2 separate regions of the Homo sapiens genome follow, and region 1 is linked to region 2. A link is a loop called in an ENCODE intact Hi-C map of the cell type or tissue named here. Cell type or tissue: heart right ventricle. All regions are shown on one strand. Links, peaks and the distances in the headings refer to the core of each region. The heading gives the core; the rest is flanking DNA.

The links. A loop is a pair of places that touch in the nucleus more often than their neighbours do. Peaks named below come from ENCODE experiments on the same cell type or tissue, not always from the same donor. Only the 100,000 strongest peaks of a DNase experiment are listed, where the experiment ranks them.
Region 1: a loop joins it to region 2, with 2.5 times the contacts of the local background. A loop is called at or near these places in 8 of 110 quality-filtered maps.

The regions. Positions count from the first base shown.
Region 1 is chr4:75,806,824-75,823,683 of GRCh38, reverse strand. It overlaps USO1 (USO1 vesicle transport factor), which reads right to left. Exons shown (of 24, transcript NM_003715.4): 21 at 14,633-14,731; 22 at 13,145-13,252; 23 at 11,309-11,524; 24 at 9,398-10,478. The coding sequence ends at 10,389. LOC105377284 (a long non-coding RNA gene) reads right to left here and starts at 1,167. Exons shown (of 5, transcript XR_938891.2): 1 at 604-1,167. In heart right ventricle, for the core only: no CTCF peak of the experiment used is centred there; no DNase peak of the experiment used is centred there.
Region 2 is chr4:75,947,821-75,964,680 of GRCh38, reverse strand. It overlaps SDAD1 (SDA1 domain containing 1), which reads left to right. Exons shown (of 22, transcript NM_018115.4): 14 at 470-546; 15 at 3,373-3,470; 16 at 3,577-3,653; 17 at 4,489-4,615; 18 at 6,740-6,834; 19 at 6,973-7,163; 20 at 7,272-7,356; 21 at 8,545-8,706; 22 at 13,884-14,766. The coding sequence ends at 13,931. Among named protein-coding and RNA genes, the nearest start is that of NAAA, 15 kb to the right of the region's middle. In heart right ventricle, for the core only: no CTCF peak of the experiment used is centred there; no DNase peak of the experiment used is centred there; H3K27ac peaks cover 870 bases.

The DNA of each region.
Region 1 (16,860 bases), core at 5,468-13,467, 140 kb after region 2:
TTGAAAGTGGTGGAGTTGGAATTTGATCCAAGGTATTCCAGCTCCACAGTCCATACTTTTAACCATTGTCCTAAGTGGCCTCTCCAGAAATGAGTGTTATTCTAATTTTACAGACGAAGGAATAAGCGGTTTGCAGAAATTATGTAACTTGCTCAAAGTCACTATTAGAATTATAATGCAGCCGGGCACGCTGGCTCACGCCTGTAATCCCAGCACTTTGGGAGGCCAAGGTGGGCGGATCACAAGGTCAGGAGCTCGAGACCAGCCTGACCAACATGGTGAAATCCCATCTCTACTAAAAATACAAAAAAAATTAGCTGGGCATGGTGGCGCGCACCTGTAATCCCAGCTACTCTGGAGGCTGAGGCAGGAGAATCGCTGGAACCCAGCAGGAGGTTGCAGTGAGCCTAGATCACGCCATTGCACTTCAGCCTGGGCGACAGAGCAAGACTCCATCTTAAAAAAAAAAAAAAAGAATTATAATGCTGAGATTTTATATTAGGTCTTTTGACTTCCCACCAGGTTTCCTTCAATAATGACAGGAGCAATAACAAAGTTAACACTTTCATATAGGGCTTACCATGTACTATGCACTTTACTTACATGGGCTCATTTCATCCACAGCTCTGTGGCATTCGTATTATTATTACTGCCAGTTTACATGAAGAAGTTGAGGCACAGAGAGGTTAAATAACTTGCCCAAAGCCACACAGCTGGAAAATGGCAGAGTAAGGATTTGAACTCAGGCAGTCTGTTCTCAGAATCTACACTCTTAATTATGACATCACACAGCCTCTCCATGCTGTACACTTGTGTTTCTCAGGGGGAACCAGTAAGGGAAAAGAGGAAAGGGAAGGACACTAACATTTACTGGTTATGCTTCTGTATCCTCTCATAGATTATATTATTGTTGACATTTTCACTGCCCCTCTATATCAGATGTGTCCTTATGGGATTATGCTTTGCATTGATATTAGTTTGGACATGACTTGCTTTGGCCAATGACATGTGAATGGAAATGTTGCCACTTCAAAGCAGAAGTTATAAATGCCACTGTGAGATTCTGCCATCTCTCGTTTGCCTCTGTCACAAGACCTGCCTTTCCCAGAGAGAAGTTGCTGCTTTTTTTTGAGACAGGGTTTCACTCTGTTGCCCAGGCTGGAATGTAACGGCACGATCTCTGCTCATTGCAATCTCTGCCTCCTGGTCCCAAGCGATCCTCCCACCTTAGCCTCCTGAGTAGCTGGGACTATCGGCATGTGCCACCACTCCTGGCTAATTTTTGTATTTTTTTTTTGTAGAGATGGGGGTTTTGCCATGTTGGCCAGGCTGGTCTCCAATTCCTGGGCTCAAGCGATACACCTGCCTCACCTTCCCAAAGTGCTGGGATTACAGGCACGAGGCACTATACCCAGCCAGAAGCTGCTTCTTCAGTGTTGGTCTTGAAATGAAGATTTGGAGCAGAGCCACAGCTGGCATGCCAAAGATATGAATGTGTACAAGAAGTACCTTTGGGTAAGCCACTGAAATTTAAGACTTGTTTGTTTCTACAGCATAACTCAGCCTAAGCAGACTTTTATGTGTGTATTAAAAGTTTAAGGCTGGGCGTGGTGGCTCATGCCTGTAATCCCAGCCCTTCGGGAGGCTGAGGCAGGTGGATCACTTGAGGTCAGGAGTTCGAGACCAACCTGGCCAACATGGTGAAACCCACTCTTAGGCCAGACGTGGTGGCTCACGCCTGTAATCCCAGCACTTTGGGAGGCTGAGGCGGGCAGATCACGAGGTCAGGAGATCGAAACCATCCTGGTTAACATGGTGAAACCCCATCTCTACTAAAAATACAAAAAATTAGCCAGGCGTGGTGGCCGGCGCCTGTAGTCCCAGCTACTCGGGAGGCTGAAGCAGGAGAATGGCGTGAACCTGGGAGGCGGAGCTTGCAGTGAGCCGAGATCGTGCCACTGCACTCCAGCCTGGGCAACAGAGCTTCTGTCTCAAAAAAGAAAAAAGAAATTCAATAATTTTAATCTTCACAATAACCCTATTAGGTAGGTATAATTAGCTCCAGGAAGAAACTAAGATTCTTAGAGGTTTTGTAATTCGCTCAGAAATTTAAAAGTGTAGGAGCAAGGGTTTAGGTTTCCTTCTTCCTAACATAACCCTTGTTTTGTTTATGTATCTATCACCCACCCCGAGAAGTGTGCTTTAAGAGGTGCTGCCCACTCACCTACTACACACCAGGAACGTGAGTGACTAACTGCAATTAGTCAAGGCAATCATGGTGGTTTCATTCCCTTTGACAGTAATAGGTTTGCCAGTAAATGGGTCTGTGAGCCAATTATGACCATAAAACAGGAAGATGCAAATTGAGGATCTGAATGCCAATCCTGCTTCAAATACAATTCTGTCCCTATCAGCACCAGTCACAGGTTTTGGTTGCCAGTAAAACTCATATGATATAACAGACTTCATTCTAATACTTCATTTGTTAACTTTATAGAGTGATACAATACAGGAATACGGAGTGCATAGTATCTTCATGTCGTCTGGAGGCTCAGAGACTACTATGTATACATTTTCTTGGCCTCCATCACCTTTCTAGGGTGTGTATAGCTCCTGAGGAAGATTGAAGTGCCCGGCTTCACTTGGTAGGTCTCTCATCAGTTGTCTGTCTGGGTGCCAACTCATAGCTCTCCCAGTTCACGTGGAGATCCACAGATAGGGGATTTCACAGCAAACAAGGCAGGTAGTCAGTTCCTAGCACAAAGCATTCCTCAACTAGCTTAACTTGGTAGTTGCCAAGGGAACAGTGCTGTGAGAAGGCAGACCCAAGGTCACCTTCCCAGGTAGACCTAAACATGTTCAGAGATGTTAACCCTTACTGATAGGCAGTCGGCTGGAAGCTTCAAGAAAAGATTTCCAGGCCCTCAAAAAGAGACACAGACAATAAAGTCTCACTCCTCTGGACATTTTTGTGTCTGAAGTTGATGCTTGGAACTACATTTTCCTGGCCCATTCAGTTTCCCACACTCCACTCTAAGACATCTATCTTTATAATATCTCCACTTTCATCAAATTTCTTCCCCAGTTCTTACTTTCAATGGGTATCTTGCTTCCTGTTTAAATTAGAAAATGGAAGCAATGAGATAAAATTTTGACACATTCCCACCACCACAGACCCATCAATTTCCTTTTTAATCCATATTCTCCACCTTCTCTCCTGTTACTACAGATATATTGTTTATAAACCAATCCAAGGTTTCCCTTGCCACTGTGCTTTAGACCTTATCCCCAAGGACGACTCTAGCACTGTAAACACCTCCTCTTTTCTAGCCAAACATTTCCATCAGTGTATTTCCTTTAGTATTTCCTATTTTAAAATATGTCTCCCTGTTGACCCCACATCCTACTCCAATTATTGGCTCATTTCTCAACTCTCTATGACAGCAAGATATCTCACGGGAGTTTTCTATGCTCATTTCCAAATATTCTAGTCTCACTTATTCTGAATTAGGTTCTCTGTTACTTATAACCCAAGTTACCTTAAATATTAAAATCTTTTAACTCAAAACTTTTTTCCTTTGAATACTGATTGTTACTATGACTCAAGATTATTAAATTGGGAGAAAGAGTGCTTTGATATGAGAAATTTGTCACTGAAATGGCAGCATATTGTTAACACCCTTCAAAAATGACCAAACAGAATAAAGATATGCTCATACCGCAACTTGAACAAGGAAGATACTGCTTTGAATTCAATATCTACATAATTTTTGTCATAATGTATTCATTTACTTGCCTTAGTATGAAAGTTTTGAGAGATTATGATTTAAGACAAATTAATGTCTTACTTTTGCAATGTACTTTGCAAAAGTACTTTGTGTACTTTTTCAACACTAGATGCTTTGTATTTATTAACAAGAAAAATACCAATTATATAAGATTAGAAAATTTTAAAGTTATTTAGATATATTAAATGAGGTTCAGAATCCTATTATCTTTATTATATGTTTATTCTGTATCTTTATTAGATATCTAATAGCACTTCTAAACCATAAGCAATCTCAATTATATAATGTGTTATAACTGATCTTAAATAAAAAAATAAACCTGAAATTTTATGAGTTTTCCACTGCATGAGCATATTGAATTGTGGCAATAACATGGTGAGGTCCGCAGGGTAAAACAATTCCTCCACCAGTTTTTTTCTTTAGAGATGGAGAATATGAAGTGTTTATGATAAAAATCAGAATATAAAAAAGAGCCTGAAAGGCTGCAGCAATGTAGGGAACTTTACAAGTTGAAATTTAAACTGGAGCGTCCTTGGGAGTCAAAAAGAACAGCTGCTCAAATACAAAACTGCTTAACAACAGCACTTGTGGAAAATAAGCAGGCAACAAGTCTGCAATGCTACAGTGTCTCCTAAAAAGCTACTAAAATGTTGGACTACATTGAGAACATGATTTTTTATTTATTTTTTTTTTTTTGAGATAGAGTTTTGCTCTTGTCACCCAGGCTGGAGTGCAATGGCGCCATCGTGGCTCACTGCAACCTCCACTTCCTGAGTTCAAGTGATTCTCCTGCCTCAGCCTCCTGAGTAGCTGGGATTACAGGTGCACGCCACCACACCCAGCTAATTTTTAGATTTTTAGTAGAGGCGGGGTTTCCATGTTGGCCAGGCTGGTCTCAAACTCCTGACCTCAGGTGATCCACTCGCCTCGGCCTCCCAAAATGCTGGGATTACAGGCATGAGCCACTGCACCCGGCCTGAGAACATGATTTTAACAGCCAACATTTACTGAGCACCTTACCAGCCTTGCTTCACATGGAGTAAGTGGCTTTCAGACAAGGAAAGTATTCAAAACATGGAGGTGATTGTCTTTTCTGCTCAATCTGGGTACAGTGTACACAGACAGAGTTTATTCAAGGAACCACCAAGGAACACTTGAAAAAGCAGGGAAGATTGCCTAGAGAGCAGGCACGGGGGTACCTACTTGCTGCTTAAGACTGCAGGATCATAACGAAGCAAACTACAATCAACAACAGGAAAGCAGATTTCATCCCAACACATAAGGTAGAAATTTGTAGTGGTAAAAACTATCAAAATTGTGAAAGAGACATTAAAAAGAAAGGGGGCAGGGTGCAATGGCTCACTGCCTTCCAACACTTTGGGAGGCTGAGGCAGGTGGATTGCTTGAGCCCAGGAGTTTGAGACCAGCGTGGGCAACATATGAGACCCCCGTCTCTAAAAATAAAAAATAAAAACAATTTAAAAAAGAAGATAACTAGGTACTATGTACTACCACCTCCTATATATTTGTTATTCATTGCTGCAGAATAAATTATCCCCAAACTAAGTGGCTTAAAACAATACACACTTACCATCTCCCAATGTCTGTGGGTCAGAAATCTGGCATGGCTTTGCTAGGCCCTCTGCTTCAGGGTCTCTCATAAAACTACAATCAAGGTGTCAGCCAGGTCTACAGTCAGCTCATGTTCTGCTGGGGCAGGAACCACTTCCAAGCTCAGTTAGTGGTTGTTGAGCAGGTTGATTTCTTTCTGAGCGGCTGGACTGAGGGCCTCAGTTCCTTGCTGACTGTCGGTGGGAGGCTGCCCCAGTTTCTTGCCAAGTGGCCCTTTCAGTTAGAGCAAGTGCTTAAGAGCCAGGAGAGAATACCAGGCAGATGGAAGAAGATGGACAAATATGAGAACTTTTTAGGCATTCAGACCAAAACTGAGGTAGTTATTAAAGATGAGTCTGAGCTGTCCTGTTTGTGCAATTGGATAAAAGATGGTGCCAAATTACTGAGATATGCATAAGAGAGGACCAGATATGGGGAGGAGAGGAACATGAATTTGATTTTTAACATTTGATACATGTGAGATGTCTGAGATACTAGAGACAACAAGTGGAAATGAAGGTCAGAGAACTGACCTGAACATACAAATTTGTAAGAGACTAATATCTAGATCGTGGTTGACAGCTTTACACTATTACATCTCTCTCTTTATACTGTTACATTTCTCTTTTTTTTTTTTTTTGTTTTTTGCCTTTTGTTTTTAAAGACAGAGTCTTGCTCTGTTGCTCAGGCAGGATGCAGTGGCGTGATCTTGGCTCACTGCAACCTCCATCTCCCGGGTTCAAGCAATTCTTGTATCTCAGCCTCCCCAGTGGCTGGGACTACAGGTGCACGCCACTATACCTGGCTGATTTTTGTATTTTTAGTAGAGATAGGGTTTCACTATGTTGGCCAGGCTGGTCTCAAACTCCTGACCTCAAGTGATCCGCCCGCCTTGGCCTCCCAAAGTGCTGGGATTACAGGTCTGAGCAACCACACCTGGCCATTGTTACATTTCTTATTGACTAATGTGATAGGTACTTTGACCTATTTAGTTGTCCATTTGCAAAGATCTCAGTCTGAAACTAAATAAGGTGGGTGGGGTTTCACACAAACCTTTGCTGTTAAACGTATTATCCCCTTCCAACTGTACCTCCCCAGTTCCCCTTACCCCTATGTTATTTTGAAAACATCTTGAGACTAACAATTAGGTTCAAGAAAATAAAAGTATGTGGCAACTTAATGATCTCTATATTCTGGTAGTCATGCCTTTGTGTGATGCCCTATCCTGACGGTGGGTAGGACCTGACTGGCTTCTAACCAATAAAACATGGCAAAAGTGATGGGCAATCTCTCCCATGATTGTGTTACATCATATGGCAAGGTGATGGATGTCACCCCCGTGATCATGTTACATTATATGAGACTCAGTCTTGCTGCCTTCATGAAGCAAGTGAGCATGTTGAAGAAGCCCATTAGGCAAAGAACTAGGGGTTCTAGGGCCATTAGTAGCTGAAGGCACACTTCAATCAACAGCCAGCAAAAAAACTGAAGCCCTCAGTTTTACAGTTATAAGAAAATGAATTTTGCTAACAACCTCAGTGAGTTTGTGGAGCAGATTCTCTCCCAGTTGGATCTGCAGATGAGTACACAACCTGGCTGATACCTTGATTGTGGCCTGTGACCAAGAGTGACATGACATACCACCTTGTGAAGTGCTGAAGGAAAAAAAGCCTTTTGCTCTAGAACAGTAAATCCAGTGAAAATATCCCTCAGACATGAAAGGAAAATAATTTCCAAGACAAAAGCTGAGGGATTTCATCAACACCAGATATGTCCTACAAGAAATGCTAAAGGGAGTACTTCAGTCAGAAAGAAAAGGATGTTCATGAGCAGTAAGTAACCACCTGAAGGTTAGTACACAGAAAAACACAGAATATTATAACACTGTAATTGTGGTGTATAAACCACTCTTATTCTACATAGGAAGACTAAATGATGAACCTATCAAAAATAGTAACTACAACTTTCCAAGACATAGACAGTACAGTAAGATATAAACAATAGGTTAAAAAGTGGGGGGAGGGCTGGGTGTGGTGGCTCACGCCTATAATCCCAGCACTGGGAGGCTGAGGCAGGCGGATCACCTGAGGTCAGGAGTTTGAGACCAGACTGGCCAACATGGAGAAACCCTGTCTTTACTAAAAATACAAAACTTAGCTGGATGGGGTGGCAGGCACCCATAGTCCCAGCTACTCGGGGAGGCTGAGGCAGGAGAATTGCTTGAACCCAGGAAGTGGAGGTTGCAGTGAGCCGAGAATGCCCCACTGCACTCCAGTCTGGGTGACAGAGCAAGACTCTGTCTCAAAAAAACAAAACAAAAAAAAGGTGGGGGGAAACAAGGTAAAGGTGTAGAATTTTTATTAGATTTATTCTTGCTTGTTTACACTCTAGAATGTAAGTTATATGAGGAAAGGGACTTTGTCTTTTTCACCGTTATATTCCCAATGCCTATAGTTGAATGATTTAATACGTTTTGCTATACCAGTGAAGATTACTAGTTCTGATGAGCATCATGAGACCCTTAACTGGTTGTAACAAAACTATGAAACATAAGGGTTTGCTTTTTCTATCAGCATAATTTCAGACCAGTAACTCAACCCATTAAAATGTGAGCTGTCACTTTACCTCTTTTAGTAACTTTGGGTACTCTTTTCTTTTGGAGGTGCTAGAGGTATAAACTACACTTGAATAAGTTTCAAATCATAAGGACAAATATGGTTTCATGCTTTATGATTATTGCTCCACTACTGTAGCCCTGGGCTGACCCAGAGGAAAGGGCATGTGCAAAAGCAAAGTGAGAAAGGAGAAAGCAGAATTTATGTCATCTGTCATGTCTGTTTGGAATGCTGTAACAAAATACCATAGATCAGGTGGTTTATAAACAACAGAAATTTACTTAGCCCAATTCTGGAGGTTGGGAAGTCCAAGATCAAGGCATTGGCAGTTGTGCTGTCTGGTCAAGGCCCACTTCCTCATAGACACATCTTCTCACTCTACTCGCACATGGCGGAAGGGCAAGGTGTCTCTTCAGGGCCTCTTTCATAAGGGCACTAATCCCATTATTGAGACCACTGTCCCCAAGACTGTATTGTCTTCCAAGGGCTCCAATTCCCAATACCAACACCTTAGGGGTAAGAATCTTATCTACTGTACTAAGGACTCCAAACTGTAGGCACCTGCCATAGCTCACTGTGGTGAAGATGGAGAATGGTGGGAGTGTGGGGTCGGAGAGGTAACAACCGGACTGGAGACAGAGACCAGTTTAGGATGCTCACCAGCAAAAAATTACAGCTGGGGTTGGGAAGATGTCCCTTTGGCTCTGGGCTGAACTGTGCAGCTATGAGGCCTCCTGTCTTCTCTACTACAAGCCATCCTGAGTGACTGAGTTCAGCACAGCAGCACTGATTCTGCTGATGTTTCTTAATGAAGATCTTTGGTGTTCTGTATTTACAAATTCTCACTCCTGATCCATTTTTCTTTAACCGTACGTTAGCCTGAAAGGTAGTCATTAACTCATGGTTCATTATGTGGTTGTCAACTTTAGGAAGACCTCACCTATCTGAGCTGGTCTGGTGACAGTAATATAGTTCTTTCTCTGATGGCAAGTGCCACCTTAGGATGGCAGTAGTGGTGGAACATGGGCACAGTGCAGCATTCACGAGTGCTCTGTAACACACAGCTGTCTCCTTCATCAAGACAGTGACCTTCCTTCTCTTTCAAAAGTTGTGTCCTATTCCTGACCCCAGAAGGCAGATAAATACGTTATTTTCTAGCCCAGGCTATCTTGTCTTTAAGTAAACCCACTTCTTCAACAGGAAATCATTGCCAAGAACTCCAGTGCTGAATTTAAAAACGTCCAAACCCTTTTCCAACCTCTTCTACTTCTGTACTTCTAACCCCCTCCAATCTTAGGGAATCATAATCATTGGTTTTAAAGAAGATTGTTTTTAACATTCAGTTATAGTTGTGTACCCCTAATAAGAAAAGTCGCCTCATCATTTTCACTTGCCTCATCTTTTATTAAGAATAAAATACTTTTAAGATGTAAACAAAGGGAACCATGACCAAGGATTAAGTCAACGTATCTATTTTTATTATGAAACATTAAATTTTGACACATTGCCTCATTTGCTTTTTTAAAATCTATTATCTGACTTAAACCTATTCAGCAAAAATGCCAATAAATTATATTAATCATACTTTGGGTCTTTTTAAAACTAGGAACATAATATGTTTTATGATAAACAATACTACTAAATCTGAGTTGTATGAACTGTTAACTTGAAATTTGTTTTAGATGTTTAGCTTAAAACAAAAAGAAAACCAATCACATTAATACACTGTTGCAAAAGTTTCTCCGGAATGCCCTCCACATCACTGTGTGTCAGCATCCTTCGGCTTCTTCACTGAGGTATGGAATGCAGCCATATGTAGGTGTCAAGGCACTCATTCTAAGCTGTCCTATCCTGCACATCTTAGCAATCACATTAGATGGAGGGCTGATGATATGCACTAACTCCCAACCCAGGCTATCTTGCTTTTAAATAAACTAATTTCTTTAAAAGAAAATCATCAACTAAGGACTCAAATGCTGAATTTAGAAATAATAATTCCAATTCAATACACATTCAATCAAATGTGTTAGTACTTAAAAGTCACAAATTTTGCAAAGTAAACAACGAATGAACTAAGGCAAATAGCATTGTCACCACATGCCTTAAAATGGTATATTTTTGGTGTTTGAAGCTCTTTGCAAATTACATTTTGGGACAGTTCAGATGGATTTAAATAAAAGATGTGTGTTCTACATAAATTCAGTTTTAAGGTTTTCAACATGGGTGGCAACATTACAAAAATATATCAATAGTCTTAATAGTGAATGTTTTCCACCTGGTTTCTAAATCTTTATTTTCCATGGAGGTAAACCAAAGTTTAGAGTCCATCTTCAGAGTTATGATATAATCTCTATTGTTCCTAGAGATTTGAAAACTAGATATGATCTAGATCCTTGCCAGGATCTTCACTTTCATCATCCTCATCCTCTTGGTCTCCAGATTCAAGTTCATCCTCTTCTTCAACCTAGAGGAAAAAGACGTATTTAATATTGTGAAAATCTGTTCATGTCACATTCAACATTTAACAATATATACTACTGATAATTTTTTTTTTTTCTGAGATGGAGTTTTGCTCGTTACCCAGGCTGGAGTGCAATGGTGCGATCTCGGCTCACTGCAACCTCTGCCTGCCAGGTTCAAGCGATTATCCTGTCTCAGCCTCCCGAGTAGCTGGGATTACAGGTGCCTGCCACCAAGCGCCCTGCTAATTTTTGTATTTTTAGTAGAGATGGGGTTTCACCATGTTGGCCAGGCTGGTCTCGAACCCCTGACCTCAGGTAATCTGCCCACCTCAGCCCCCCAAAGTGCTAGGATTACAGGTGTGAGCACTGTGCCCAGACAAATTTTGTATTCTAGTAACTACAGTAGAATATAAGCCATCTGATTTCTTTGATTTGATGCCAAGGCTCTCTGTCATTTCTAATATGAATGAGATATATCAGTTAACTTTGCTGATAAATGGCTACACCTCTTTACACACAAATCTGAAACAAACATGGCAAAAGATAATGACATGCTTGGGTGACTACAGTCTTGTTACCAATCAAATCAATTCACTTTCTAGGCTTACGGTCCAAAAGAAAATAGTCTGTAAGTACTGAAAACTGAACCTAATCTGTGTATTAAGTAAATTCAATGAAAACAGTGAAAACAGTATAGATGGTACCATATTCATGAACCCACATATCCATTCCTATAATACAGGCACAACTTTTCCATGTTACATTAAAAATCTTTTAAATGCATTATACTAAAACATAATACAAATCATTTTTGGAGACATTTTAATCTTACTGGATGACCAAGATCCTTGAGTTTATTCTTCAATGACAGTATTTTCTGATCTTGATCGGCCAAGAGCACCAAGAGATCATCTTGTTCTTTTTTAGAATCTGTAATTTCCAACTCTAGTTTGTCTTTCTCAGTTTGTAAAATGGCAATGGTACTATTAGATGAATCCAGCTGCTCTTTAATGGCAGTTCTTTCCTCAGACAGAGCTTTAATTTCATTCTAGGAAAAGAAAGGTGAAAGGCAGGAATCTAAAATTAGCACTCACTTTCCTAGAGTTTTTAACAAATAGTTTCTTTCTATGACAAATCACTGTACTTGTTCAACCTAAGGAATTTAGGGGTGGAGGTTAAGGGTACAGGAGGTTTAACACACACACTAACATGAATTTATTAGACTGTTCATCAAAAATGGTTATTGCCAAAAAATAGTTTAACATCCAAAAAATAGTTTTAGTTAGCTATCCCTGAAAAAACCTTTAAGAGACTTAAAAAAAACAGTACCATTTCAGATAATCAAAGGAGTAAACAGAAACACAAAGCATTTTACAGAAGAAGTCTGATTAGTACCAGAATTTTAGAACTCAAAGCTCAAGTTAAAAAAAAATTTTTTATCCCAACTTCAAGCATACAATTAAATGAAAATAGCTTCAAATAAAAATCTATGGTTTAAAAATAAAATAATTTGGCCACAATCCAAAAAGCACAATTATACATTATTTTCCTTATTTTCCTTAATGTGACCTCATTCCTTTCTTCATGCTATTTATTCTGATGTCTCTGTCACACAATAATATGCTGACAGGATTTAATGTGCCTATGTTCCACGGCTTATGGAAAGCCTACATGTGGCTTGTGTATTAGCTAAATTTGTACTCCTTGTTTTGTTATTGTGATTAGATGTTGATCTTAAAAAGAAAACACAGGCCGGGTGTGGTGGCTCACGCCTGTAATCCCAGCACTTTGGGGGGGGCCAATGCGGGCAGATCACCTGAGGTCAGGAGTTTGAGACCAGCCTGGCCAACATGGCGAATCCTCGTCTCTACTAAAAGTACAAAAATTAGCTGAGCATGTTGGCAGGTGCCTGAAATCCCAGCTACTCAGGAGGCTGAGGCAGGAGAATCGCTTGAATCTGGGAGGTGGAGGCTGCAGTGAGCTGAGATCATGCCACTGCACTCCATCCAGCCTGGAACACAAAATTGAGACTCTCTCTCAAAAAAAAAAAGAAAAAGAAAGAAAGAAAACAAAAATATTTTCAATAAATTTTACTTTTATAGTACATGCATATGTATGCTTATCTTACATATTATCATTATTTGAAATAGTATTTTAAAAGCTTCATTTGTGGCTGGGTGCGGCAGCTCACACCTGTAATTCCAGCATTCCAGCACTTTGGGAGGCCAAGGCAGGTGGATCACGAGGTCAAGAGATGGAGACCATCCTGGCCAACGTGGTGAAACCCTGTCTGTACTAAAAATACAAAAATTAGCTGGGTGTGGTGGTGCACGCCTGTAGTCCCAGCTACTCAGTAGGTTGAGGCGGGAGAATTGCTTGAACCTGGGAGGCAGAGGTTGTGGTGAGCCGAGATCGCGCCACTGTACTCCAGTCTGGTGACAGAGCGAAACTCCATCTCAAAAAAACAAAACAAAACAAAAAAACCCAAAACAAAAAAAATTTTCATTTGTGCCATCTTAAATCATCAATATAGGAGTGAAAATGTTGTGAGATAAAATTACACATCATTAGCTTTCTTCATAAATCTAAGAATTTGAAAGATATATAAAATTTCCTAGAGTTCATTTCATATCATATGCAGTAAATAAAAGTTGCACCAAAAACAAACCTTTAACTCTTTGGTCTCTTGTAATAATGCTGACAGTCTTCCTTCTACATCAGTAGTTTTGGTGGCTATTATAGTCTCGGTCTCTCCTTGTACCTCAACTGATTTTGCCTGAAATTAGAAATTGGAAAAAAAGATGTCTCTTAAACATTACAATCAATATGAACTCCCAAAGGGTTATTTAATTTTTTTGCCATTTTGATATTTTACTTTCACTAACAGAAAATATAATTCCTTATGTATTTATGTGCAACAAAGTGCTCTCCACTGTCAGATGAGCTGTTCCCACATGGAAGAGCATCAAATCTCATAAGAGTACGAGGAAGGCTGGGCTAAGGTGCCTCAAGGTAGGTAAGCCCAGAAAAGTAATCAGCAAGGCAGCTCTAATGTAACTGTAACCCAGCATTTAATAAACACAGAATATTTTTCAAAGCCTTTCCTTCATAAATTTCCTATAAGTCCATACTACCACCCTAGATAGGTAGATAAATTGAGCCAAATATCATTATTAGTGAAATGCAAATCTTTTCTCAAGTGCTAGAGGAGACACTCCTGAATAACAGTTTTTCAGTCTTTCCTTGTCTTTTTTCTAAAATACTAGGAAGTCGGGTAGTGACACAACAAATATCTAAAAATGTGGAAGTAGCTTTGGAACTGTGTAATGAGTAGAGGCTGTAAGAGAGGTGCATGGTAGACAAAGCCTGCATTACCTTGATGAGACTGTTGCTAGAGATATGGACATTAAGTGATTCTGGTGAGAGCTCAGAAAGAAAAGAGCGGAGTTGGAAAGAAGCTTCATGGTCATAGTGAGAAGAAGAATGCTGGCAGAAATATGAATGTTAAAGGTGCTTTTGGTGAGGTCTCAGATGAAAACTAGGAACATGTTACTGGGAATCGGAGGAAAGGCAATCCTTGTTATAAAGTGGCAAATAACTTGGCCAAATAGTGTTGCAGTGTTTTGTGGACAGCAGAACTTGTAAATAATGAATTTGGATATTTTACTGAGGTTTCTAAGCAAAGTGTTGGAGTGCAGCCTGGTTTCTCCTTGTTGCTTAAAGTTAAATGTGAGAGAAGAGAGATAAATTGAAGAAGAAATTGCTAAGCAAAAAAGAATCAGAATTAGAAGATTTGGAAAATTCTCAGTCTACCTATATTGCAAAAGTATGAGAAGGAATGTTCTGGAGAAAACAACAACGGTTTCTGAATATTTTATGACAGCAGAAAAACTGCCAGCTTGGACTGAAGGGACAGAAATAGAATGTAATACCAGCAAAATAAACTATTAAGTAACTGAATAAACTAATCTGGTGAGACTGACTATAAAACGACTGTCACCATGAACATGAAGCCTATGTTACTAGAATACCGGCTAGTAAGTAATCTAAAGAGAAGGTGCTATCTGATGAATTTGTTTCTTTTTAATTGTGGCTAAGAAATAATACATCAACCTTGTCTTTATTACCTTCCAGAGAAAAAAGAGAAAATACTTACAAACGCTTCTGTTTTCTGTAACAGTTCCTGCTTTTCTGTCTGTAGTTTGGTGATCTCCACAGATTGTGAGTTTAACTGAGACTTTAAAGTTGCCAGTTCCTAAGAGACAAAAATAGTTGAGTCATAACATTAAATGGTATTAAATTCATCAAGGAAATATTTACAGGGAGACATTTAAAAAAATGATTTACAACCTCCTACTTTTAAAATCTAACTCTAAAGAACTATTCTTGAATTTTGGGTTCAAGATGGAAAATTCAACACATTCATTTACCTCTGCTCCCTCCTGAAATCCCATGCAAAAAAAAAAAATCATAAAAGACAGGAAGGGAGGGGAGAAGGAAGAAAGAAAGGAAGGATGGGAGGGAGAGAGGAAGAAACCTACAAAAACAAGAACAGTAAGAGAAGAGAGCAATATAATTGGGGAATTTTGAGAAAGCAAGTAACAGTGATAACTAAATCAGCACACCTGAGAAAGCTGAAAGCTAGGATGACCACTGAGAAAGTTAAGATAGTACCTGACTTACAATGAATGCATTAACTACCAGAAAGGTTAGGAACTGGTATCATTAGATACCACTGGAAGTACAGATAAAAATGAGGTTAAAAACTGCAGGCCTGGTTAAAAGACTATTTAAGAAATAGATCATCAGATCCCTGTCTCAATCTTAGGCATCAGGCAACCGTTCCTCCTTTCCTGGATGAAGACTTGAGGTTTATTATGTGGCTGGGCAAAACAGGACATCTTTAGACTAGGGACCACCAAACACAGATGAAAGCAGTAGTACTATAATGAAAACCAGGGTATTAATTGAAAGTTTTTATTAATGTTGAATTTCCAAACTTCTCACCTTCTCCTCCCCCAAAAAAAGTACAGGAAAAGAAAGGCAATTATAACAATGGCTCTCAGCAGGAGTGATTTCTCCCCATATCCCCCCATCCCCGAGGACATTTGGTAATGTCTGGAGACACTGAGTAAGTGGTGGGACAATGGCAAGTAAAAGGCTCTTTTCTTTTGGTTCTCTTTAAAATTTCTATCATGTACATTTGTGGCTTTTCTAATTTATTTTGTTTAGTTATTAAAATGAGTTACAGTTTTCTATATATAGTACTTTACTATATATTATAAAAAACAAAACTGTCACTTAAAAAATACATATATTTTAACAATCTAAAGTTTATAAAAGTAAATAAACTGGAGAAAGTAAAAAAACTAAAAGGCAATTCTCTTTTTATAAAAATATCTAATTAAAGTTTCACTGGGAAAGATAATTAAATGGCTTATTTTTACTTAGAATTTACAAACTAAGGCTATATATTAGTAACTTAATTCCCTTTAATTTTAATACAGTTCTAGTATAGGTACACTTAATAAAACCAAAAGAGCATATTAATCTTCCCACACAAATAAAACATTGTGAACAAATATTGGAGACCTGAAAATCCTCAAATGATAAGTGATTCTTTTTTTAAAAAGAGGTCAGATATTTAGAATCTACTCTGAGGTACATGGACATTATCAAAATAAGACAAAATTTCTCTATGTTCAGTCATTTCTCTTTCAAAGCAGCCATGTCAGTGGACTAGGGCCAGTTGCTTAGTGGAGAGAGAAGGAAGACAGTTAGTCCTAGGTTAGTGAGGATGGTCATTTTTTAGTATTGCTTGGATTAAAAAAAAAAAAGTATGCATTTCTTTTATAATAAGAAAGAAAGGAGGGAAAGAAGAAAAGAGAGAGAAGAAAAGAGAGGAGGAAAGAAAAACAACCCCAGAACCTGTTTAGGGATAATATACTCTAGAGTTTTCTTCCAATTGCTACATTATTTAATTGTAAGTATACAGAGTTCATTTCTCTCTTTTGATTCTTTTCTTGAACAATACATTTAAATTTTTTCATTGGATAAAGGTAAATCTGTATGATCTAGTTTAACAGGAATTTATAAATACTATAAGCAAGTAGAAAAAAGTTTAACTTGCTTTTCTAGATGTTATAAATTACCACAGAAAAAGTTTATTTTGCTTTTTAGCTGGAGTCATTTAATTGAGATATAGGTAAGTTTACCTTTCTTCTCTTTTCCAATTCTAAAATTCTATATTTTCTAGACAAAACAGTTTAAAAACCCCATACATTTAGTCAAGCAATTATCATAGTATATTAAAATTAGGCATAAGATTTTACATTTTCATATTTGCAAGTTATAAATTTAAATTTTTCCTTGTTAGTTCACTGA
Region 2 (16,860 bases), core at 5,851-13,850:
GGTCTCTGACTTCCCACAACAAGGGTCATTTTTCCCACAAGGGTTACTGTCCCCCCTTCCCTCACCGTTTTCTTCTTTTAATAGATAGAAGAGACACTAACTCTTAAGGGGATCTACACAGAAGTTCAGTTGTACGTCTCATAAAAAGAAGTTTCTTTCAGACAAGTTGTTTAGAATTCTGATTTTCTTTAATAAGCAAATTTTGTATAACTAGGGGAGGTCAAGAATATTAGTAAATTTATAGAGTAATTCCTTTCTTTGATTTAGTCTGAGGATAGCCAAGAAAAACACTGAATTCCTAAGTGGAGTGTTTTCTTCTGTCTTCCTTAATCTTGATTACTTCCAATTCCTAAACTGAAGGTGGAAGGCTGGGTTTTCCACTATGAATAATCTATTGTCCTTTCATTCTTATGTGTTTGTGTATGCAGACATTTAATCAGCACCCATCTCTTTTTTGTTTCCAATTCAGATTATTCAATCATTGCTTATGACTGTGGCAAACAATTTTGTTACCGACAAGAACTCTGGAGAAGTCATGACAGTAGGGTATGTAGAATCTGGTTGGAGGCAGAAGATACATTGTTTAATGGACTAGATTTGCTATAAGTTACCAAGATGTAAGATTGTAGCTGGTAGTATCACCTCTATAAAATTGGTTTAAAATATATTTCAGTCTTTTTGGGAGGCTTGATAATTTTTTTATTGGTCAGAATTTTGAGAAGGGAGCCAGAGAAAAGATACTTTTCCTTCTAATTAGCATTTTTGTTTTTTAGCAGTTTTACTTTTACAGATGAATAATTGATTAGCAAACTAAGTGCTTTTCTTCTGATCTCCCACCGTAAACTTTGTACTGCTAATAAAATAAATATTTGGCTCCTAGTTCTGGAGCTGGGAAGTCCAAGGGCATGGCATTGGTGTCTGTCTGGCACCTGGTGGGGGCCTCGTTGCTGCATCATTGGCAGAAGGCACAAGGGGAAGAGAGCACAAGAGCCAACAGAGGGCCAAACTCACTTTTTTATAACTCACTGGTGATAAGGGACCTTCTCCCAAGATAACAACATTAGGCCTAATCACTTCTTAAGAGTCTCTCCTCTTTGAACTACAAACCACTGCTCAACAAAATAAAAGAGGATACCAACAAATGGAAGAACATTCCATGCTCATGGATAGGAAGAATCAATATCATGAAAATGGCCATACTGCCCAAGGTAATTTATAGATTCAATGCCATCCCCATCAAGCTACCAGTGGCTTTCTTCACAGAATTGGAAAAAACTACTTTAAAGTTCATATGGAACCAAAAAAGAGCCCACATTGCCAAGACAATCCTAAGCCAAAAGAACAAAGCTGGAGTCACGCTACCTGACTTCAAACTATACTACAAGGCTACAGTAACCAAAACAGCATGGTACTGGTACCAAAACAGAGATAGAGACCAATGGAACAGAACAGAGCCCTCAGATATAATACCACACATCTATAACCATCTGTTCTTTGACAAACCTGACAAAAACAAGAAATAGGGAAAGGATTCCCTATTTAATAAATGGTGCTGGGAAAACTGGCTAGCATATGCAGAAAGCTGAAACTGGATCCCTTCCTGACACCTTATACAAAAATTAATTCAAGATGGATTAAAGACTTAAATGTTAGGCCTAAAACCATAAAAACCCTAGAAGAAAACCTAGGCAATACCATTCAGGACATAGGCATGGACAAGGACTTCATATCTAAAACACCAAAAGCAATGGCAACAAAAGCCAAAATTGACAGGTGGGATCTAGTTAAACTAAAGAGCTTCTGCACAGCAAAAGAAACTACCATCAGAGTGAACAGGCAACCTACAGAATGGGAGAAAATTTTTGCAATCTACCCATCTGACAAAGGGCTAATATCCAGAATCTACAAAGACCTTAAACAAATTTACAAGAAAAAAACCCCATCAACAAGTGGGCAAAGGATATGAACAGATGCTTCTCAAAAGAAGACATTTATGTAGCCTAAAGGCACATTAAAAAATGCTTATCATCACTGGCCATCAGAGAAATGCAAATCAAAACCACAATGAGATACCATCTCATACCAGTTAGAATGGCGATCATTAAAAAGTCAGGAAACGATAGGTGCTGGAGAGGATGTGGAGAAATAGGAACACTTTTACACTGTTGATGGGACTGTAAACTAGTTCAACCATTGTGGAAGACAGTGTGGCTATTCCTCAAGGATCTAGAACTAGAAATACCATTTGACCCAGCCATCCCATAACTGGGTATATACCCGAAGGATTATAAATCATGCTGATGTAAAGACACATGCACACATATGTTTATTGCAGCACTATTCACAATAGCAAAGACTTGGAACCAACCCAAATGTCCAACAATGATAGACTGGATTAAGAAAATGTGGCACATATACGCTATGGAATACTATGCAGCCATAAAAAAGGATGAGTTCATGTCCTTTGCAGGGACATGGATGAAGCTGGAAACCATCATTCTTAGCAAACTATCGCAAGGACAGAAAACCAAACACCACATGTTCTCACTCACAGGTGGGAATTGAACAATGAGAACACTTGGACACAGGATGGGGAACATCACACACCGGGGCCTGTCGTGGGGTGGCGGTAGTGGGGAGGGATAGCATTAGGAGATATACCCAATGTTAATGACGAGTTAATGGGTGCAGCACACCAACATGACACATGTATACATATGTAACAAACCTGCACGTTGTGCACATGTACCCTATAACTTAAAGCATAATAATAATAAAACAGTGAAAAAAAAGTCTCTCCTCTTTAAACCATTACAGTGGCAATTAAGTTTCGACATGAGTTTTAGAGGGAACATTCAAACCATAGAACCCTGGAACGAGTGATTTATTATTGAAGCACTCTTTTTTCCTAGGGCAATTTAGTAGCCCTTTTGGTTGATTAAAAAACACTTAATGAGTATAATCACTGGTTTAAGGATTGTCTAATCTGTCCTGATAAGTAAGTGATATGCTGAACAGCAGCTTTTTATTTTCCTTGGAAAATATTGCAGGATAATAGCCCTAAAGACTTTAACCTTTCTTATTTGAGCTAGTCCCATCTCTTCTTAGAGTTGGCAAGTAAATGCTTCTCTGATTTAGTGTGCCGGACACTGTTCCTTATTCCACCAGTAGAGGAAATGGCAGTAACTGGAATAAAAGCCCTCTAAGGCTGCCTACCTGACATTCTCTAACATGCTGCAGTTTTGGAGACCTAAGCTATATAAAACTCAACGTGTTTTCCTTTTGAGTTAATCTTTTTAGGAAGTCTTCCTGTGTTGAATCATGAAAAAATTGCTATTCGGGCTCTTTTAAACTTTGTTTTTCTTTTTCTAGAATCAATGCTATAAAGGAGATAACAGCTCGATGTCCTCTGGCCATGACTGAAGAACTTCTCCAAGACCTGGCTCAGTATAAAACACACAAGGATAAGAGTAAGCTGCATGTTACTCTCTACACACCAAAGAGTACAGTGTGACTCCTTTTTACCTCATTGTACTCTATGGGCCAGAATTTCTAATTAAAAGTATTATTTTACAGATGTAATGATGTCTGCTAGAACTTTGATTCACCTCTTCCGAACACTGAATCCTCAGATGCTGCAGAAGAAATTCCGGGTAGGTAAAGCACACTTATGTTGGTCTAAAGGTTATGGTCTCACAAACTGAGAGAAATTTCCTACAATTAGGATTTTAGTACTTATGATGCTTCTGTTATGATTACATGGTTATGATGCACACGGTTGTATTCTTTAAGCTTGGAATCAAATACCATGGCCCTGAATATTTTATAGTTGGCACATATTCATTGATGATGACTGTGTCTTGAAGACCTATCAGGCTGTTTCAGCTTGAAAGCTTTTAATGTTATTAACAGATCGGAATCTCAAAGATCAGTCAGTAGCTGATGCCAGTTTTGTGAACAGGCTATTGCACAGCCAGATACTACCTCTTTCAAGTTGGAAGGGAGGAGGGATGCATGTATGTAACAGAAAGAGAGATGACGTTTTTCAAGACTTAAAAAATTAGAGCAGTTACTCTCTAATAACTACCAGTGTCTTGATCTAGATCAAAACACAACAAGAAAATAGTGGACAGATTGCTGGCTGGGGATTTATTTTGACCTGAGACATAAGCAAACTGTTGCTGTCATTTGGTTACCAGCATTTTTTATAGTGCTCCCTTTTAAATTCATAATTTTGTTAGCTGGGTGTGGTGGTGCGTGCCTGTAGTCCCAACTACTAGGGAGGCTGAGGTGGGTGGATCCCTTGAGCCCAGGAGGCGGAGGTTGTAGTGAGCTGAGATTGTACCACTGCACTCCAGTCTGGGCAACAGAGCAAGACCCTGTCTTCAAATAAATAAATAAAATAAATTCATAATTTCAGAGACTACCTTTCATGATTAAGGTTTTATGATCTAAGCAACTTATTACAAACAATTTCTTTTCCTTTAGGGTAAGCCTACAGAGGCCTCCATAGAAGCAAGAGTACAAGAATATGGAGAATTAGATGCTAAAGATTACATTCCAGGAGCAGAAGTTCTGGAAGTTGAGAAAGAAGAGAATGCTGAAAATGATGAAGGTTGATTTTTATTTCACCCTTATTTTGGGCAAAACACTCCTGCAGTATCTGTGCAGACCTTTAAATTGTATACTATTTGAACATTCATTCAGCAGATATTTATTGAGCAATGACTATGTGCCACGCACTGTTAGAAGTATGGGGGATCAATTGAGCATGGTTCCTCCTCTTGCGGAACTTATGTTCTAGCATAGGAAATGCCTTTTCATGACCTTCGGGGTGGCTGCCGCTCATCCAAGGGCATGCTGTTTGGTGCTTGAGAAAGACAATGATCTTGTGTTTGTTGCCTAGAAAAAATTACGGGGGTTAGCCCTTAGAGGAATCCCCCAAAATTCTCCTTGTTGAAGGAGAATGCATGTTGAATTTGTGGGCAAATACTCGAGGAACTCCATTCTAATTTCCAGAGTCGTGTATTCTTCCTGTCCATTCATTCATTATTCAGCAAATCTTTTTTTTTTTTCCTCACGTTGGAGTCTCGCTCTTGCCCAGGCTGGAGTGCAGTGGTACGATCTCAGCTCACTGCAACCTCCATCTCCCAGGTTCAAGCGATCCTCCTGCCTCGGCATCTTGAGTAGCTGGGATTACAGGCGTGTGCAGCCATGCCTGACTTATTTTTTTATTTTTAGTAGAGATAGGGTTTCACCATGTTGGCCAGGCTGGTCTTGAACCCCTAACCTCAGGTGATCCTCCCATTTTGGCCTCCCAAAGTGCTGGGATTACAGGCGTGAGCCAGTGCACCCAGCCTATTTGATCAAAGCCCTCTTAAGCATTTGTTGTGAGCCAGCCACTGCCAATGCAAAGATGAATGGTATTATTTCTGCTCTAGAGGGCTTCCAAAGGGCTGAAGAATGAAGTGTTAACAGGATTTATGATTGGAGTGGGTGGGGGCATAAGGGCAGGAGAGCAGTCAGGTCCACCTCGGAAGTTTTTTTTTAGGTTTTTTTTTTTTTTTTTTTTTTTTTTTTTTTGAGACAGAGTCTTGCTGTGTCGCCCAGGCTGGAGTACAGTGGCGTGATCTCGGCTCACGGCAAGCTCCACCTCCTGGGTTCACGCCATTCTCCTACCTCAGCCTCCCGAATAGCTGGGACTACAGGCGCCCGCCACCACACCTAGCTAATTTTTTGTATTTTTTAGTAGAGACGGGGTTTCACCGTTTTAGCTAGGATGGTCTCAATCTCCTGACCTTGTGATCCGCCCGCCTCAGCCTCCCAAAGGGCTGGGATTACAGGCGTGAGCCACTGCACCCGGCCTTTTTTTTTTTTTTTTTAAAGGGCTTTGGAGAGATGGTGACTGATGAGCCAGGTATTTGGCAAGGAATGCTAGAATAGCAGAGACTTTCCAGGCAAAGTGTGAGCAAAGTCTTGAAGGATTTAGGGAACTAACTATTAGAATGTAGGATACAAGATGGAACATAGAAAGACAGGAGGCTTGAGATAGAGTTTGGTGACCTTTTCATACTTGGTTATGTATATGCCAGACAAAAGAGCTGGCACGTTCTCTTAAAGATCATAGGGAGTCATGGAAAGATTGCAGTGTCTGTGATTTAGAAAATTTAAACTGTGGTGGCTCCATTAAGAAGCCTGATACCTTTTTATTGAGGTGTCTTCAGGATTCTTTAACATCCCAAATATTCTACCTCAGTTGTCTGAATGACTAACTAGATTCTCATACGTGGGTAACACGCATAGGACAAATTAGATGCCTGCTGCGTGGCCAGGATAAATGTACAAGTGCAGTTTTGATGGACACAGTTGGTTTAGTTGAAAGAACATGACCCTAAAGGTAGACATGATTTTCATGATTTCAGTGTAGGATGCCTTTTTAGCGGTGTGGCTTGGGGCACATTACTAAACTCTGAGCATCTGTTCCTTTTCTTTGGAGTTATGAGGGTTAGAGAGAGTGATTGTAAGGTTTTGACTCATGGTAGATACTTGATCAGTGCCTATTTCCTATTCCTTAGATTAACTAAAGGCACATTGTTTATTTAACAATAAATATTGCTCAGTTCTTGGTTAATAATGTATCTGTTCAAGGTTCATTACTTTTCTGTTGCTTGCTTCATCTCAACTTTATGTTGAATGTGCAACATAAAATGGCAGTAGTGGGTTTGCTTTTTTCACGCAGATGGATGGGAAAGTACCAGTCTCAGTGAGGAGGAGGATGCTGATGGTGAATGGATTGATGTGCAACACTCTTCCGATGAAGAACAGCAAGAAATCGTAAGTCTGAAAATTTCATCTTATAACCTGGTGTTTATTAAGACGTAATTTATTCTGGGCCTTGTTGGGAGGCTACAATTTAAATGGCTGAGCTCTCACTTGAGCTGGTAGCCATTTAAGCCCTTGTGTGGTTTCAAGTCCAAGAAGCTGAACAGCATGCCCATGGAGGAGCGGAAGGCCAAAGCTGCAGCCATCAGCACTAGCCGAGTTTTAACTCAGGAAGACTTCCAGAAAATCCGCATGGCCCAAATGAGAAAAGAACTTGATGCTGCCCCCGGGAAATCCCAGAAGAGGAAATACATTGAAATAGACAGTGATGAAGAGCCCAGGTAAAATGGCACATCCACTTTAGTACTTCAGTCAGCTCATGTGGTAATGAAAGCATCAGGAAACAGAATTCCATTCTTGTTTCATGTGTTATTTTTCCCTCACCCCAGGGGTGAATTACTTTCTCTTCGGGACATTGAACGCCTTCATAAAAAGCCAAAGTCTGACAAAGAGACAAGACTAGCAACTGCAATGGTGAGTGAGCATATCATTCCTAGTTTTTTAAACAGAAAGCAAATAAAATGAAACATAAGCCAGAACTTGTATAGCCACAGAATGGCAATTTTTAAAAATGTTTTAAATAAAGGTATAATTAACACAGAAATTAAAATGCACAGATATTAGATGTTCAGTTAGATGAGGGGTTTTGTTTGGGTTTGCTTTTGTTAGTATGTTTGTTTGTTTGTTTTTTGCGACAGTCTCTCTCTGTCACCCAGGCTGTAGTGCAGTGGCACAATCTCAGCTCACTGCAACCTCTGCCTCCTAGGTTCAAGCGATTCTCCTGCTTCAGCCTCCTAAGTAGCTGGGGTAACAGGTGTCTGCTACCACGCCCAGCTAATTTTTGTATTTTTAGTAGAGTCAAGGTTTCGCCATGTTGGCCAGGCTGGTCTCAAACTCCTGGCCTCATGCGATCCACCCGCCTCAGCCTCCCAAAGTGCTGGGAGTATAGGCATGAGCCATTGCGCCCAGCCAGTTAGATGAGTTTTGACAACTGTATATAGCCATGTAACCACCACTCAAAACAAGGTAGAGAGCACAGGAAGGCAGTATTACATGTCTGTATTGTCAGGAAGCCACTATATTTATCAAAGCTAAGAGAAAAGTAGGAATGTGTTTACAGTCACCAGTGAAAAGCCAGAGCCAGTTGGAGTCTGCCTGTGGCTAGTGCTGTGGCTGCTCATGTCTGTGTCCTGCCTACATTTCCAACATCATTTTCTGTATCTCCACTTGTTTGAGACACTGTCCCCTCCTAGTTCCACCTCATCCTCTGTCTTCCATGTGTCCTTTCTCCTCCACACCTTTGTGTGCACTGTCCCTTCTTCCGGAAATGCTCTGTCTTTCCCCTCCTTTCCCTTACCATGAATGCCTTCATCCTGCAAAAAAAAAAAAAACAAAAAAAAAACAGTCTACCTGTCTCCCTTTCTAGGAAGTTCCCCTGACCTCACCAGGCTAAATTATGACTTTTCTTCCACCGAGCTCCCCTTGCTCTGTTATAATACTGTATGGCCATTTCTTGGTCCCAAGGAGCAAAGACTGTGTCCTGTCCATTCTGTGCCCTTGGCACCTAGTAGAGCTTCTGACACAGAGGAGACATTAATGTTGATTAGATGACTCCTAAAGTATGTTGTTGAAGAAGAAATATCAAACTTTTTGTTCTGGTAGGCTGGAAAGACAGACCGAAAAGAATTTGTGAGGAAGAAAACCAAAACAAATCCATTTTCCAGTTCGACAAATAAAGAGAAGAAAAAACAGAAGAACTTTATGATGATGCGGTATAGCCAGAATGTCCGGTCAAAAAATAAGCGTTCCTTCCGAGAAAAACAGGTGAGTTCCACTTGAAGCTTGGGTGGCAAGAACAGCACTGTAATTCCAAGACAGCTTTACATTTGAGACGGACTTGCGCCTTCTGAAGACTGGGCATTATTGTGTGTGTCTTGGGAGCATTGTTGGAGAGCATTGTTGGAGAGTTCCCATTAATGGGAGCATTGCTGGAGAGCATGGAGAGGTGAGAAGGATTCAGGGTATGTAAATCCCAGACCTGACTTGATTGAGACTCAGCTGTGGGACCAGAGGGGAATCCATTTTCCTCCAGTATAAGTAAAGGAATGCAAGCTAGATCATCCATGAGGTTCCTTCCCATGCTAAAATTCTCTGACATTTGATCTGTGAAATATAATATCAAAATTAATTGAATAACTTTTTAGTGCCAATTTTATGCCTGGTTTTCTGAGACAGGGTCTCACTCTGCTATCCAGGCTGGAGTGCAGTGGTGCAGTCACAACTCACTGCAGCCTCATGGCTCACTGCAGCCTCGACCTCCCAGGCTCCAGTGATTATTGCGGGATCTGGCCAGCAGCCCGCAATGCAACGGGGCTCTTTCTTTGTTCCCAAGTGGAAAGGCAGGTGGAGAAATAAAAGACACACACAAGATAGTGAAAGTTGGGTCCAGGGGGGTCACCGCCTTCTGGTCCTGCGATGCTGCCAATGCACTGGATATACCACCATTTATTATTAAGTTTAGTGAGAGTGGGCGTAGGTTAGTGAGGGATTTAGGGTCGTTTGATTATGAGGTGAGATGGTCACATGGGGATGAAGTAATTCTTTAACATAACATTGGTATGCAGAAGTACAGTATACAGAGATAAGAATTTACAATATAGTGTGTGCATCAGCAATTTCTAACAGAGCCTTAAAACAGAAACACAGTCTATCCATAACCTACGTTTAGCAAGATATTAATCAGCAGTAACAGTTGCAGCAAAAACTGGTTGTAAACAATCAATAGAAACAGGACGTGAAGCTAGACAACTGGTTAGACCACAAATTCTCAGAAGGTAGTATGCCTTACTCTTGAAGAGACCTACAAGAGCCGTGGCAAGATAAGGGCGTTTATAACCCTATCTTATCCATATGGACAGGCGCCCCTCATGCATCCATTTATAGGCTCTCCACAAGGGTCACATTCCATTCCCAGAGCTATGAACATCTGCTTTTCTGGGATAGGAATCTTGGTGATGTGAAACCTCCCTGACTGCACGTCCGTTCATAGGCTCTCTGCAGGGGGAAGCACATCATGTGCTGTTGGCTCATTCTGGCAGCCCAACCTGGCATTGTTTTTACACAATCTTGCATGCAATTTTGTATTTACAATAATGAGGAGCATTTCATCTTTTATTCTGTAGCAATAGATTCAGGGGGTCTCCCTACAAGTGATCCTCCCACCTCAGCCCTCCAAGTAGCTGGGACTACAGGCGTCTGCCACCACACCCGGCTAATTTTTGTATTTTTTGTAGAGATGGGGTTTTGCCATGTTGCCCAGTCTGGTTTCAAACTGCTGGACTCAAGCAGTCTGTCCACCTCAGCCTCCCATAGCGCTAGGATTATAGGTGTGGGTACTTTTCTCTTTTTTTTTTTTTTGAGACAGAGTCTCGCTCTGTCACCCAGGCTGGAGTGCAGTGGCGCAATCTCAGCTCACTGCAAGCTCTGCCTCCCGGGTTCACGGCATTCTCCTGCCTCCACCTCCCAAGTAGCTGGGACTACAGGTGCCCGCCACCACGCCTGGCTAATTTTTTTGTATTTTTAGTAGAGACGGAGTTTCACCGTGTTAGCCAGGATGGTCTTGATCTCCTGACCTCGTGATCTGCCTGCCTCGGTCTCCCAAAGTGCTGGGATTACAGGCGTGAGCTACTACCGCGCCTGGCCCCAGGCGTGGGTACTTTTCAAAACCCAATAATTTTGTGTGGTGATATCTCAGAAACAGTTTCAGAAAAGCAATGCAAAATAAATAGTGTGTTGGCATGATCCTTCCTGTATGTGCCCTTTTGAAAGCCCTGATGTTTACAGGCTTTGGGATTACATTTTATCCATTCATGGCCTTTGAATGGTAATCCCATGCTACTTAGGCAGCTCATTTATTTCAGTTATTCATTGTGATAAAACAAGTTTATGCTTTTGTATCTTTCTCTCCTTGTGGTGTAGCAGTGTATCTAAATATCATTCTGAAGAATTGCCAGGATATCAGCTCTGGGTTAAACAGTCTCATATTGTGAATCAGTGTTCCTAAATAGCTAGCCAAGGATCAGCCTGCCAGCACTGAATGTAACGGCCAGCCCTCTAGGGCAGTGCTGTGTCTGTGGGTTCCAAGTCAGTATTCACTGAATTAAGGTACCATTTAGCTCTCCCTGTTGACTCTTTCTAGTTCTAAACTGTGTTCAACAACATCATTTAAATAATGACGGCATTTTTAATAGAAGCTGTTGAAACTGAGGTGAAAGGAAAGGTGCCACTTAGGATTTTAAGTACTCTAAATTTTGCCACATTCTCCTAAAATTATAATAGGATTGACTTAAATCCATTAGTCTGTCCTTCACTGGCCCTTAACTAACATTTCAGGGTTGAGGAAGTATTAATTACCCTGTTGGTAGGCCTTGTTTCATTATAAGGTTTCTGTGAGCTTGTTATATTTTAGTTAGGGCTCCCCCCACCCCTACTTCCTTTGTTTTTTAGCATGCCTTTTCTGGCATGAAGGGAAAGCCCAGCTTTGTTCCTTTCAAGCACCTCGAGTCATAAAATAACTCTCAAAGATTGAAGAATCTTTTTGAGAGTAAATTAAGATTTCATTGGACATATGCACTTGTTGGTTCAAGAATGTTTTTTCTTGTTCTCCAATTTTCTTGTCATTTGGAACCTGATATTAATCAGAATTTCTATGTGTGTCCCTTTGCCCTGTATTTTCTTCAAGATCTCTTCATTATAAACATAAACTTTTAAGTTCCTGATTTTCTCTGTTCTCCCCTTTAGACCAGTACTGTTCAATAGAAATATAATATGAACCACATATATCACTTAAAAATAAACAAGTAAAAAAAGAGGAAATTGTAACAATATATCTTATTTAACCCAGTATATCTAAAATAGTATTGTTTCAACATGTAGTTCAACATATAAAAATTATGAGTGAAATATTGTACATTTTTGTTTCTGAGCTAATTGAAATCAGCATGTCGTTAACACTGCAGCACATCTCAATTTGGACTAGCCACATTTCAAATGCTCAGTAGTCACATGTAGTTAGTGGCTACCCTATTGGACACAACAGTTACAGAGCATCCCCAAAACTGCCCTGTGACCCCAAGGGCCCTGTGAGAAAGGAGCATCACACTTCACACACCCCCCTACCCTTTGGTGATATTTCAGTGTCTTAAATAAAGGAATCTTACCTGGCTTGAAAGTGTACATGAGGTCTTACTGTAAATTGTTAGAATATGAAGAGGTGACTGGGATGAGACTAGAAGAGGGAAGTAAAGCATACGATAGGGAAGGAGAGGAGGATCTTGCAGTAAAGCCTGTAGAAAGATAAAAGAAGAAAAGGGGGATATACCTGTTCCTTTTCTTTAATTGGTGGCATTTGAAGGGGAAGGAACTGAAATATGTGTGAGAGTAGGCTGTGCTTTGCTACAAAGCTTAATGAGTGGAAGTAAATTCCCATAACCAACATTAGCTAACACATTTAGTTCTTAGCATGAGACTTCACTATTCCAGGGCTTTCCATTTATTAACTTGTTTAATCAGTATACAACAGTATGTGCAGTTACTGTGATTAAACCAATTTTGCAGATGAGGAAAATAAGATAGAATTAGATGAATCTGGAAAATACCTCCTTAGCCAAATTAAGTTGAAATGAACTTACAGATTTTTGTTCTGCCTTAAGTATCCCAGCTCTTCTGCTTTTCTGCAAAGACATACCAAGACCCAGGTGTGAGTTAAAGGCAAAGAGTCAACTGGAAATCATAAAATCCAAAAAGTTTGAACATTTGTATGTAGAGCCAGGTAACTTCTACCCCGAAACTGTTTTAGGTGTATCTTGTTAAAATTTAAGCTAGAATTTTAAAATAAAAATTAAATAAAAGCTAGAGATTTTTAAAAGTTTCTAGGACAAAGAATAGTACTTGGGAATTAATGGAATAGTATCCATCACAAACTTAAGATGTATACATTGGTCTTGGTTAACTTTAATTTTGGTTTATTTTTGATCATCTTTAATACTATGTTTGCTTTCTTTTGACATGTAAAACTTTATAAGGGCTTTTGTAGGTTTGCGTCAGACACTGATCCTTCAGTCTTCTTTTTCTCTAGATGTTAAATTCTTCACCTTCCAGTTCTACCCTGGGGATCTTGAAGAACCCAGCCTCTGGTTAGAGACAAACTCCAGGAGATGAAAGCCTAGACTGAGTCTCATTATGATATACAATTCACTGCTTTCATTCTTCATGTTCACTTTACATACTTCCAACACAAAATAATTAAACAAGTTAAAAATTAGAGCCTGTATTAACTAGAATAAATATTTTGCCATAAGCTACAATTGTCAGGGCTTCAATTTCTGAGTTAATATCTTCATGTTTGAGCCATTATAAAGGGTTAGTGTTAGCATATACTTAGAACATTTTCTTAGTAAGGTATCACTTTTCTTTGTTTCAGATTTTATATTGATAGAGTTATCATAAATCTACACAAGTGCTGAATGCCATTATAAAATCTTTGAGTGATCCATACATGCCATATTTAGTGGAATATATGTGATATTGGGAAAGGTGATTGATTATGAAGAAAAATCTGTTTTCCTGTTACTTTTAATTTAGACAATGTATTCCATCCACAACTCCAAAATATTAAGAGCCACATAGACCAAATAAGTATTATTTATTATCCCTGGAGACAGGGATAATAAATAGTAGTCTCTGCATTCCATAGCTGCTCCTGTTTTGAGCTTATGCCTCCATGAGTTGGGAACAGCAGTCAAGAGTTTTGCATATTTCCTAGCAGTAATATGCCCCATCCTCGATTCAGATGTGATCTGTTTTGGAATATTTTATCATTTATAGTTTTTCAGGATGGTGTATTGACTTGGTGATTCCTTTTTAGTAAACTTTCATGTAACCAAATTCGTATAATAGGGTACCCAAGAGTTATCATGTTTCAATACTTTTTTATCTTACAGTTGGCACTACGAGATGCACTTTTGAAAAAGAGAAAAAGAATGAAGTAACTTCCTGGCAAGTTTTCCATTCCTAGAAGAATGCTAAGTTTGTGTCCTTGCTCTGAAAATTGGTAAATCAAGCATGTTTGTTTACATTAAAAAGTCCAGACACACTGTATTGTGAAAACTGCTGAACATGTGGCAGCAATTTTGTGTTTTTATTTTGGAGACGGCTAATGGTAGGAATGTTAATGTAAATAGTGGTGGTAATGTAAAATCATTTCATTTATCATTCATGCAAAAAAAAGTATGTATTGAGTGCCTATTCATTGTCACTGTAGATGCAAAACGAATGAGCTGTAACCCCTTCACTCAAGGCATTGACAGCTTAGCTGTGAGGGTGGACACACATATGTGTATTTACAGTGCAGTGTAAATAGTTCTGTAGTAGAGGTTAACTCCATATTTCTGTGAGGTCACTGAGGCCTTATGGACTAACTCTGTGAGGATAGGAGTTATATATTCTTATAAGACAAAACAAAACAGGACAATGTTACAAGAGTAAGAGGTTCTTACTTGTACATAGGCTTTCCTGCTGAAAACAGGCCCCTGCTGTACAGATTTTGGGTACATAATTTAGCTCTTTTAGTCAATCCAAGAGATTTAAGTGACCCCCCCCCCCCCGTGTTTTTTTTGTTTTTGTTTTTGTTTTGAATGCCATGTAAAGGCTTTTTGGTTAAGACCTCACTTTTAAAACTGCCTTAAGTATAAATAGTACCTTTGGAATATATTTAGTTCATCATTTGAGCTGCCTTCATACTGGTTTCCTCAGCCTTCCTTCAGCCTGTAATATTTTCAGCCCACTGTTTACCTTGTCTCAATAAAAGGTTTCTAATGCCAAATACGTACCTTTGTATGTGGAGTGGTGTGTGGTGTTCTACGTTCCACAGGCGTGCTACATCCATTTCAGGGGACAGTCTGTTTGCATGCAATTTTTTGCATTTGGAAATAGTTTGGTGCCTTTTGCTTCAGCTTTCTCAGATAATGTTGTGGTAGATGTTACCTCAAGTTAGAGTAAAGGGCAATTTTCTGCACTCAGAAAGCATTTTCTTTTTTATTTATTTATTTGTTTTTTTTTTTTTTTGAAACGAAGTTCACTCTTGTTGCCAAGGCTGGAGTGCAATGGCACGATCTTGGCTCACCACAACCTCCGCCTCCCAGGTTCAAGCGATTCTCCTGCCTCAGCCTCCCAAGTAGCTGGGATTATAGGCATGCGCCACCACGCCTGGCTAATTTTGTATTTTTGTTTTAGTAGAGACGGGCTTTCTCCCGACGTGAGGTGATCCCAGAGTGCTGGGATTACAGGCATGAGCCACTGCGCCTGGCCTAGAAAGCAGTTTCTAAAACCAGTGTTCTTATTTCCTTTCCAGTTTCTTCTGTTCACTTTCTACATTCAACTTCAGTTTTATTTCAATGAGACTTAGAGACTTTCCCTAAAATGCCCCAGATTGCTGTTGGGGGATTAGTCAAGTCACCAGAGTCAAGCCCCAGCAACTACAGTGCTTTACAGGAAGTGTTCGATGCAAATTTGTATATTTTAGACCGGAAACTGCTCCTTTTTTTTTTTTTTTTCGCATTTTTGAACTGGGTGTCTCCTCCTGTGTCTGGATCCAGAAAGTGAAAAAAATTCAATTCAAAATAGCAACAAGTTTTTATAGCTTTATTGTGTGAATTGTGATGGCGCCTGGAAGTTTCATCCTTCCTCTAGATTTTCCCACTCAGATACCAAGAGACCAAAGTCCATTCTGTGTTCTGACTTCTGTTCTTCTACTGTGCCCTCACCCTCTTCTTAACTAGCCTTTCTTACATGCAAGACAGAAAGATACAGTATGTGGTTTATAAATGCATATTCTGAACTTTTATTTCTTTAATCCCATAGTATCTTATTTCTATCTGATTCCTTTTATTGTTTTCCAAATCTTCTCTTGAGAATATTTTGTTTGCTATCCATTTGAAGATGAGATTCTCAGAAGGGTGAATGCTTCATTAGAGGGTAGGTGAGCTTGCAAGGTGAATTCTACTTTGAAGAAGTCATCAGTGTCTGAACTTGAGCTATTTAGTCTCAAATTTTGTCAACATAGAGAATGAAGCCATTCAGGGATGAACTTAACTTTGTCCAGGCTCATAATGTATAAAAGTGGTATATAAATCCAGAATGCTGATATATTAGCTATATGATCTCAGCAAGTGACCATGGTTAATATAAATGTTATTTCTTCAAAGTCTAATCCTTTGAAAATTTACTCTGTATAGACTTGCATTGCAACTCCATTTCAACTAGAATGTTTACTCAGAATATTCTGTTCTTTAAACTATTTTAGATAACACATTTTAAAACCATATATAGATAATATAGTTCTACCAAGTGACAGTCTTTCATCAATTGCTTATGTTCTTTTGAAATGTACTTTATGAGATTTTTTAAAAGATCTTAAATATGAATAAAAATATAGGACAATGACTTGTAGCCTTTTCTCTTACAAGGTCAAGGCTCTAGAAAGAACCTTTCCAATATTAGCAGAGTCTTTGGTCTGCACGTGTTTACAAATGCAAATAAAAGCAGAGAACACAGCTAATTTTGTACTCCTTAAATAGCATAAGCTTATATTTGTATAGACCATTTCTTAGGTAGTAAACTTATTTCCTTCTGTAGATTCTGCTTTCATGTTTTGTCAGTCCAATCCCAGTGTGAAGATGGTTGAATAAAACTATCATTTATCCACATGATAGAGTATTATGCAGCCATTATTATAATAAGCATTTCCCATTGTAAACATTTCCAGTGTTTACAATGTCTTTTGTTCTTTTCAAAACAGGCTGTTCCTGTTCTTTTCTGCCAAGGCAGGCAGATCACCTTGTTCTTTTCCAGCCCAGGCTGGAGAGCACTGGAACAATCTCAGCTCACTGCAACCTCTGCCTCCTGGATTCAAGCAATTCT